Linked DNA regions of Homo sapiens: region 2 is linked to region 1. A link is a loop called in an ENCODE intact Hi-C map of the cell type or tissue named here. Cell type or tissue: IMR-90. All regions are shown on one strand.

Evidence for each region. Peaks named below come from ENCODE experiments on the same cell type or tissue, not always from the same donor. Only the 100,000 strongest peaks of a DNase experiment are listed, where the experiment ranks them.
Region 2: it touches region 1 in a loop (10-fold over the local background); 1 of 110 quality-filtered maps calls a loop at or near these places.

Annotation. Positions count from the first base shown.
Region 1 is chr1:43,211,689-43,216,688 of GRCh38, reverse strand. CFAP57 (cilia and flagella associated protein 57) reads right to left here. Exons shown (of 23, transcript NM_001378189.1): 12 at 1,273-1,434. It overlaps LOC105378685 (a long non-coding RNA gene), which reads left to right. Exons shown (of 5, transcript XR_007066041.1): 2 at 1,296-1,423. Among named protein-coding and RNA genes, the nearest start is that of CFAP57, 42 kb to the right of the region's middle. In IMR-90, no CTCF peak of the experiment used is centred here; a DNase peak (open chromatin) is centred at 2,028.
Region 2 is chr1:43,635,285-43,640,284 of GRCh38, reverse strand. No RefSeq gene overlaps it. Among named protein-coding and RNA genes, the nearest start is that of KDM4A, 12 kb to the left of the region's middle. In IMR-90, no CTCF peak of the experiment used is centred here; no DNase peak of the experiment used is centred here.

The DNA.
Region 1 (5,000 bases):
AGAAAGGTTTTCAGGGAACAGAGTGTGGTCACAAGGATGGTAAGACAGAAGGGAGTTTCAAGAAGGAGCGGTATATGCACAAGTCATTTCCAGCCTGGCAGCGGTACTGTCAGGCCCATCTGGGGGCTGTGGTCAGAAGCCAGCTTGGGCACCTTCAGGCCTTTGGTTCAGCCTGCTGTCTCCTATTTGGCCTCTTCCCCTACCCTCTGGGAAGAACAGAAAAGATAACAGAGAAAAGGAAATGTCCCTTCTGCAGCAGGTCAGGCCCCCACTCTCACGGGCCCCTCCCTCATCCTCTTCTCCCTCTTTGCTTTTCCTGCAGAAAATTCTAGGGAGCTCTGGAAGGGATCTCCAGCGAATGCCAGGGGCTTGTCACCGTGCTTTGTGGCAGTGTTGTATTGCTGCTCTGATGGCTTTACTTGTTTCTATCCCTCACTTGACTGTAAGCTTCCTGGTCATGTCACAGGGCCCACAACTGTCTTTTCACATGTGCATCCCCAGTGCCTAGCAAATGGTAGGTGTTCAATAAACACACTTAAGATTCTGGACAAACAGCAATGACTGTGTAGCTTTGCGATCCTCCATGAGCCTTGTGTGTTTATCATCCATTCAGCTTCTCCCTTAGGAAGCGTAACACAGAGCTATGCACTCATATCTCTGCAAAACACACCTTTATGGAATGTTTACTGCATCAACAGGAAGGAAGGGATGTCCCTTTGGTATAGTGATTAAGGGAGGGGGCTCTGGATTAAATCTGGATTAGAACTCTAGTCCTATTAATTATTAGCACACTGACTTTGAACACATCCCTCAAGCTCTCCTAACTTGTTTTTTGAAACATGGGGAGAATGACAGTATCTTCTTCATAGAGATGTTGTGAGATTTAAATGAGAACATACTTTACTTTTGTAAATATTTATTGATTGTCTTCCATGTGCCCAGCATGTGCTAGGAACTGTTGGTCATAAGAGAACTGTATGTTTCATTATTCTTGGTTTCAAAGAGTAGGAAGAGAAAACCAGATCACAGAATAAAAGCAAAGCACAGTGTAAGTCAAGATGATCACATGGCAGAAAGACAGGCAGAGTCGGGTGGACAGTGGCAATGAGGAGGAGAGCTTGGTTGTGGGGACAGCAGATGTGCAGGGAGCCGTGGGGGTCTGCACTGGGCATAGGGTGTAGCCAGGCTGTAGAGGGCCCCAGTGCTGGACCTGCATCTGAATGCAGTCTGGTAAGTAATTCCATATCCCTCTTCATTAGATCCAGTTCTTACCTTTTCTTCCATGTCTGTTTTAGTCACAAGCACCTCTTCGGCAAAGCCCACCTCCCTCTCTCGCTTGATTCCCCGGCCATCCTTATCAAAGACCTTCCAGGTGAACAGGCAGCCATCCTCAGCAGCAGTCAGCAGGAACTGATCATCAAAGGTAAGCAACATCTGAAGAGAAAAAGGGTCATGGCCAGGAAGCTTTCAAGGCCACAGATGACCAGGGCTGAGCCAGCTGTTGCGCAAGGCTTCCCCCCATGCAATCCTGGGCACAGCCTCACAGGGAGGTAAACTTGATCCCAGGTAAGAATGAGAGAGGAGCCCTCACAGGCATCTGTTAATGAATAGAAGAAGTAAGGTTACGTCTACATTCTCTGTGGATTTGGAATCTGAAGAGTCAGCTATTATCTAGAACGAACAAGAAACTCTCAAAACTCAACAGTAAAAAAGCCAAACAATCCAATCAGAAAGTAGACAAAAGATAAGGAGACATTTCACCAGGGAAAATACACAGATGGCAAGTAAGCACATGAAGAGATACTCCGCATTATTAGCCATTTAGGAAAATGCAAAATTAGGACCATGATGAGATATCACTACACACCCATTAGAACAGCTAAAATAAAAAACAGTGACAACACCAAGTGCTGGCAATGATGCAGAGAAACTGGGTCTCATACATTCTTGGTAAGAATGTAAAATGGTACAGCCACTCTGGAAAATAGCTTGGCAGTTTAAAAAAAAACAAACCTGAATATACACTTACCATATGATTCAGCAATTATACTCCTGGGCATTTATCCCAGAGAAATGAAAACTTATTTCCACACAAAAGCCTGTATATGATTGGTCACAGCAGCTTTATTTATAATAGCTGAAAACTGGAAAAAATTAAAAATATCCTACAATAGGTGAATGGCTATACAAACTGTGATTTGTTTTTCATGGAATACTACTCAGAAATAAAAGGGAATAAACTATGATTGATACACAACACAACTTGGATGGATTTGAAGATTTAGCTGAGTGGAAAAAGCCACAATCAGGACATTAAGCTAAAAAGCTTCTGCACAGCAAAGGAAACAATCAACAGACTGAAGAGACGACCTGTCGAATGGGAGAAAATATTTGCAAACTATTGCTCTGACAAAAGACCAATATCCAGAATACCAAAGAACTCAAACAATTCAACATTAAACAAACAAAAAAATCTAAAAATCTCATTAAAAAGTGGGCTAAGGGGCGGGCGTGGTGGCTTACACCTGTAATCCCAGCACATTGGGAGGCTGAGGAGGGTGGATCACCTGAGGTCAGGAGTTTGAGACCGGCCTGGACAACATGGTGAAACCTCATCCGTACTAAAAATACAAAAATTAGCTGGGCGTGGTGGCAGGCACGGTAATCCCAGCTACTCGGGAGGCTGAGGCAGGAGAATCTCTTGAACCCAGGAGGGGGAGGTTGCAGTGAGCCGAGATTGAACCATTGCACTCCATCCTGGGTGACAAGAGCAAAACTCTATCTCAAAAAAAAAAAAAAAGTGGGCTAAGGACATGAATAGACATTTCTCAAAAGAAGACATACAAATGGCCAACAGGTATATGAAAAAATGCTCAACATCACTAATCATCAGGGAAATGCAAATCAAAACCACCATGAGATACCATCTTACCCCAATTAGAGTAGGTATTATCAAAAAGACAACAAATAACAGATTCTGGCAAGAATGTGGAGAAGAGAGAACTCTTATACACTGTTGGTGGGAAGGTAAATTAGTACAACCACTATGGAAAACAGTATGTAGACTTCTCAAAAAAACTAAAAATAGAACTACCATACAATCCTGCAATCTCATTACTGGATACTTTTCTAAAGGAAAGGAAATCAGCAGATTGAAAGGATACCTGCGCTCCACCGCCCCCCCCATATTTATTGTACCACCAATAGTAAAGATATGGAATCAACCTAAGTGTCCATCAGTGGATGAATGAATAAAGAAAATGTGGTATATATACCCACTGGAATACTATTTGGCCGTAAAAAATGAATGAAATCATGTTTTTGCAGCAACATGGATGGAACTGGAGGTCGTGAAGTTAAGTGAAATATGTCAGGTACAGAAAAACAAATATTGTGTGTTCTCATTCATATGTGAGAGCTAAAAAATGTTGACCCTAGTCGGGCATGATGGCATGTGCCTGTAATCCCAGCTACTTGGGAGGCTGAGGTGGAAGAATCGCTTGAACCCAGGAGGCGGTGGTTGCAGTGAGCGGAGATCATGCCATTGCACTCAAGCCTGGGCGACAGAGTGAGACTCTATCTCAAAAAAAAGAAAAAAAAGTTGACCTCATGGAAGTAGAGAGTGGCATGATAGATACTAGGGAAGAGTGTATGGGTTGGTGGGGTGCTAAAGAGAGATTGGCTAACAGATACAAACATTAGATAGAAGAAATCAGTTTTCTTTTCTTTCTTTCTTTCTTTTTTTTTTTTTTTGAGATAGAGTCTGCTATGTTGCCCAGGCTAAGAGTGCAGTGGCACGATCTCCCAGCTCACTGAAATCTCTGCTTCTCAGGTTCAAGCAATTCTCCTGCCTCAGCCTCTCGAGTAGCTGGGATTACAGGCGTGCACCACCATGCCTGGCTAATTTTTGTATTTTTAGTAGAGACGGGGGTTTCATCATGTTGGCCAGGCTGGTCTCAAACTCCTGACCTCAAGTGATCTGGCTGCCTCAGCCTCCCAAAGTGTTGGGATCACAGGCATGACCCACGTGCCAGGTCAAAGAAGAAATAAGTTCTAATGTTTGATAGCAGAGTAAGGTGACTATAGTTAACAACAATATATTGTATATTTTTAAATTGCTAGAAGACAGGACTTGAAATGCTCCCAACACACAGAAATCATAAATACGCGAGATGGATGGAAACCCTAAATATCCTGACCTGATCATTACATGCTCTATGACTGTAACAAAACATCACAGGTACTTCATAATATGTACAAATACTACGTATCAATAAAAAAGCCATTTTCAGAAGGCCACATACAGTATAATTCCATATACAGTTCTCAAAATGACAAAAGTTATGGAAATAAGAACAAATTAGTGGTAGGCAGGGATTCGGGATGATAGTCGGGAGGAGTGGTAGGACTCTGAAGGGCAGATGGAGATCTTTGTGGGGATGGAACGGTTCTATAGTGTGATTGTAGTGGTGGTTACACAGACTGTACATGTGAGAAATAATTCAGAACTACATACACTGTGGACCATGTCAATTTTCTGGTTTGATATTTTGCTACAGTTCTAGAAGATGTAATTACTGGGGGAAACTGATTGAGGGATACACGGGAACTCTGTGCCATCTTTAAAATTTCCTCTAAACCTATAAGTATTTCAAGATAAAAAGTTAAAACAAAAGGATTAACTGTGAAAAATGTCTTCTCACAATCAGCAGTATGTGTCAAGAATCTTGAGAATAGCAATACTCTTGAATTCAGGAATTCTCTCTCTAGGAATTTAGTCTTAGGAGAGAATCAGAGATGCACATATAAATTTGTAAACTGGGCTGTTCACTATAGATCATAAGATAATTTAAATGCCTAATTGCAAGAGAATAGTAAGTTACAGTCCATCATAGGATAGGATATTTGTGTAGCTACTAAAATCATGCTTCTGAGGAATATTTAATTGTATGGACAAACGCTTACAGTAGTGTGAAGTTAAAAACTAGCAGGCCACGAGA
Region 2 (5,000 bases), 420 kb before region 1:
AATAAACAAACAAGAAGGACTATGTTTGTATACTAATGATGCCTTCAGCCTTCACCTCTGGGTCATTTACATTCAACCCTTGCCAGTGGGCACTAGCAGCTGAAAGAAAGTAAACAATCTTTTCTTGTACTTTGGGAAGCTCTGGACAAAGAGCCTGACAGGAGCCGCCCAGATAAGAAGCCATGAGAGTAAGCACCAGGAACACACTGACACACTGTGACCTGGTCAGCCTGGTTCCCTGGGGAGGGGGCTTCTGAGGCCAGTTTAGTCCATGTAAATAAGAAAGAAAATTCAGCCTTAATTCAGCCTTGCAGACAAGGTCAGTTGGAAATACCAGGGCCCTCTAGCCTATGAAATATAGAAACATAAATATAAAAATGCTTAGAGGGCCGGGCATGGTGGCTCACGCCTGTAATCCCAGAACTTTGGGAGGCTGAGGTGGGTGGATCACCTGAGGTCAGTGGTTCGAGACCAGCCTGGCCAACATGGTGAAACCCTGTCTCTACTAAAAATACAAAAATTAGCTAGGCATGGTGGTGCGGGCCTATAATCCCAGCTGCTTGGGAGGCTGAAGCAGAAGAATCGCTTGAACCCAGGAAGCGGAGGTTGCAGTGAGTTGAGATCGTGCCACTTCACTCCAGCCTGGGCGACAGAGCAAGACTCCATCCAAAAAAAAAAAAAATGTTTAGAGGCAGACACATGCATACCCACAAATACACTGAGTTCCAATGTTTAACACAGACATCGATTTCTTTCTTAGCTGATGTATTCTCTCTTCTCTGCAGAGGATGGCTTGGTGTTACAGGCAAAGGCACAAAGAGCTTTGGGGATGGCTGGGCGTGGTGGCTCACGCCTGTAATCCCAGCACTTTGGGAGGCAGATCACCTGAGTTTAGGAGTTTGAGACCAGCCTCGAACATGATGAAACCTCATCTCTACTAAAAATACAAAAGATTAGCCAGGCATGGTGGCACATGCCTGCAATACCAGCTACTCGGGAGGCTGAGGAAGGAGAATCACTTGAATCCAGGAGGTGGAGGTTGCAGTGAGCCAAGATCGCGCCACTGCACTCCAGCCTGGGCAACAGAGTAAGATTCCATCTCAAAAAAATAAAAGCAGAAAGCCTTGGGGAGCAGCAACAAGGTGCCCCATGGGCCATGGCTACCTTGCACTCATTCCTTTATCCTTTGCTTCCACCCTGTGTTCTATTTGTTTGTTTGCCTTTTTAATCTCAGGCACTAAAATAACTTCTTCTCAAGGCCAAATGCCATCCATTCTTTAAGACTTGGCTTAAATTTTACCTATTCCTGCATTCTTTTTTTAAAAAATTTACTTATATATATATATATATATATTTTTATTATACTTTAAGTTCTAGGGTACATGTGCACAACGTGCAGGTTTGTTACATATGTGTACATGTGCCATGTTGGTGTGCTGCACCCATTAACTCGTCATTTACATTAGGTATATCTCCTAATGCTATCCCTCCCCCGTCCCCGCACCCCACAACAGGCCCCGGTGTGTGATGTTCCCCATCCTGTGTCCAAGTGTTCTCATTGTTCAATTCCCACCTATGAGTGAGAACACGTGGTGTTTGGTTTTTTGTCCTTGCAATAGTTTGCTGAGAATGATGGTTTCCAGCTTCATCCATGTCCCTACAAAGGACATGAACTCATCCTTTTTTATGGCTGCATAGTATTCCATGGTGTATATGTGCCACATTTTCTTAATCCAGTCTGTCATTGATGGACATTTGGGTTGGTTCCAAGTCTTTGCTATTGTGAATAGTGCCGCAATAAACATACGTGTGCATGTCTTTATAGCAGCATGATTTATAATCCTTTGGGTATATACCCAGTAATGGGATGGCTGGGTCAAATGGTATTTCTAGTTCTAGATCCCTGAGGAATCGCTGCACTGTCTTCCACAATGGTTGAACTAGTTTACAGTCCCACCAACAGTGTAAAAGTGTTCTTATTTCTCCACATCCTCTCCAGCACCTGTTGTTTCCTGACTTTTTAATGATTGCCATTCTAACTGGTGTGAGATGGCATTCTTTTATTTAAAGACTTTTTACTAAGCATCTATTTTGTGCTGACTCTGGAAATACAGAGATAACAACTCCATCCCTCTACTTGGGACAATTACAGGTACTTCAACTCAACAAAAGTAAACTCTCGGCCCGGCACAGTGGCTCACGCCTGTAATCCCAGCACTTTGGGAGGCCGAGGTGAGCAGACTGCCTGAGCTCAGGAGTTTGCGACCAGCCTGGGCAACACAGTGAAACCCCATCTCTACTAAAATACAAAAAATTAGCCAGGTGTGGTGGCGGGCGCCTGTAGTCCCAGCTAGTTGGGAGGCTGAGGCAGGAGAATTGCTTGAGCCCGGGAGGCGGAGGTTGCAGTGAGCCAAGATCGCGCCACTGCACTCCAGCCTGGGCAACAGAGCGAGACTCTGTCTCAAAAAGAAAAAAAAGTAAGCTCTTGGTTCTCCCCTGACTCTACTCTGCTGTTAGTGCTCCCCACCTCAGTAAAGGCACCAATATTCACCTAGGTGCCCAGAGTCATTCTCGATTCTTTTAGCAGCCCACATCCAATCCTATTAGCCTTACTTACTTTCAAAACTATATCCCGAATCCTTCTCTTACCTCCGCATCACTATCATTGTACTTCAAGCAGCCATCACCCTCCACCTGGAACACTACAACAGCATCCTGACTGGACTCCCTGCTTCTGCTCCTGCCCCTTCCAATCTGTTCTCCAAATAGGTGCCAGAGTGATCTGTCAAAAAAACAAGTCCCCAGCCTGGGCAACATAGTGAGACCCTGTCTCTACAAAAACATTAAAAAATTAGCCAGGGACGGTGGTGTGCACCTGTAGTCCCAGCTACTTGGGAGGTTGAGGTGGGAGGATGGCTTGAGCCTGGGGGGTCAAGACTGCAGTGAGCTGCGATTGCGCCACTGCACTCAGGCCTGGGCGACAGAGTGAGACCCTGTCTCAAAGACGAAGAAAAGCAAATCCAATGAACTACCTTATTGAAAACCCCTTAAAAGCTTTCTGTGCCCCTATCCTGAATCCAAAGTGCCTTGCTCATGTCTGCGAGAGCCCCTGCCCATTCTGCACCCCATCCTGCCCCACTCTCCCCTTGCACTCTGGGCTGCAGCCACGCTGGCCTTTGTTCTGTTTTTCTAAAACACCCCTTGAAAGAGCTATGTTCCCTCGTGCCTCAGGATCTTTACACCCTATTGAGCCTCTTCCTTGTAGAAGCCTCCGATTCCCCATACTTGTCTGGGTCCTACTGTCCCATGCTGTGGGACCCGGACTAGTGTGGGGAGTCAGAGGCTTCTGTGAGAAAGGGACTCTCTATGCATTCTGCACACTTCCTGCAAAGCATCTGAGCTTTTGATTGTGTGTGTGTGTAAGATTTGAATGATGTCTGTCTTCCTGCCAGATTAAGGTTTCTAAGGGTACTTTGGGCTGGGCACCGTGGCTCATGCCTGTAATCCCAGCACTTTGGGAGGCCGAGGCAGGCAGATCACTTGAGGTCTGGAGTTCGAGACCAGCCTGGCCAACATGGTGAAACCCCGTCTCTACTAAAAATACAAAATTAGCCAGGCATGGTGGCATGTGCTTATAATCCCAGCTACTCAGGAGGCTGACGTGAGAATCACTTGAACCTGGGAAGCAAGAAGTTGCAATGAGCCCAGATCACACCACTGCACGCCAGCCTGGGTGACAGAGCGAGACCCTGTCTCAAAAAAAAAAAAAAAAGGGTAGGGACTTTATTATTTCACTATTGAATCTCAGTACCTTGGACAATGCCTGGTTCATAGTAAGTGCTCAATAAATATCACTGGACTATGATTTGGGGAAAGAATGGACAAATGAAGCTAGGTGGGTTGTAGTTTGTATGGTAGTTAAGCATTCAGGCTCTGGACTCACAGAACCAGGCTCAAATCTAGGTTCTGCTCTCTTCCTAGCTGTGTGACTTAAGAGTGAGTTGGTTGACCTCTGAGAGCCTGTCTTCAATCACAAAAGGAGGTTGTAATACAAGCTACTATACAGGGCTTTTGGAGGAACTGAATGTTAACAATGCGGGTAAAATGCTTGTCATATTTAAGTGCTTAATAATGCTAGCAGGTATTATTACAGAATATGATAGGTACACACCATGTTTGTTGGATTTAAATCTTTACGACCACATAGCTCAGGTGGGGGTAATTACAGGGAATGCCCTGAATATCTGCCAGAGAGGGGAGGCTGGAAAGGACAAACCCTGAAAAAGCATCTGGGACACAAGGTCTTTCGGGGAGACTGAGGAGTATCCCATTTGTGGGGCTAAAAACTTCCCTCCAGCTCAAGACTGGGTAACCCTTATTTATTTATTTTAGGGATGGGGTCTTGATATGTTGCCCAGGGTGGAGTGGGATGGCTATTCACAGGCAAGATCATAGGACACTAAAGGCTCAAACTCAAGGCCTCAAGCAATCCTCCTGCCTCAGATTTTTTTTTTTAATTTTTTTATTTTTTGAGACGGAGTTTTTGCTGTTGCCCAGGCTGAGTGCAATGGCACGATCTCAGCTCACTGCAACCTCTACCTCCCGGGTTCAAGCAATTATCCTGCCTCAGCCTCCCGAGTAGCTGGGATTACAGGCGCCCGCCACTATGCCTGGCTAATTTTTGTAATTTTAATTTCACCATGTTGGCCAGGCTGGCCTCAAACGTGGCTGCCCAAAGTGCTAGGATCACAGGCGTGTGCCACTGTGCCTGGCCCTGCCTCAGCTTCTTGAGTAGCTGGGATTACAGGTGTGTGCCACCACACCCAGCCCTCCTTATTATTATTTTTTAAAATTTGAGATGGATTCTCCCTCTGTCGCCTAGGTTGGAGTGCAGTGGCACGTTCTCAGCTCACTGCAACCTCCCCCTCCCGGGTTCAAGCAATTCTCCTGCCTCAGCCTCCTGAGTAGCTGGGATTACAGACACACATCACCATGCCTGG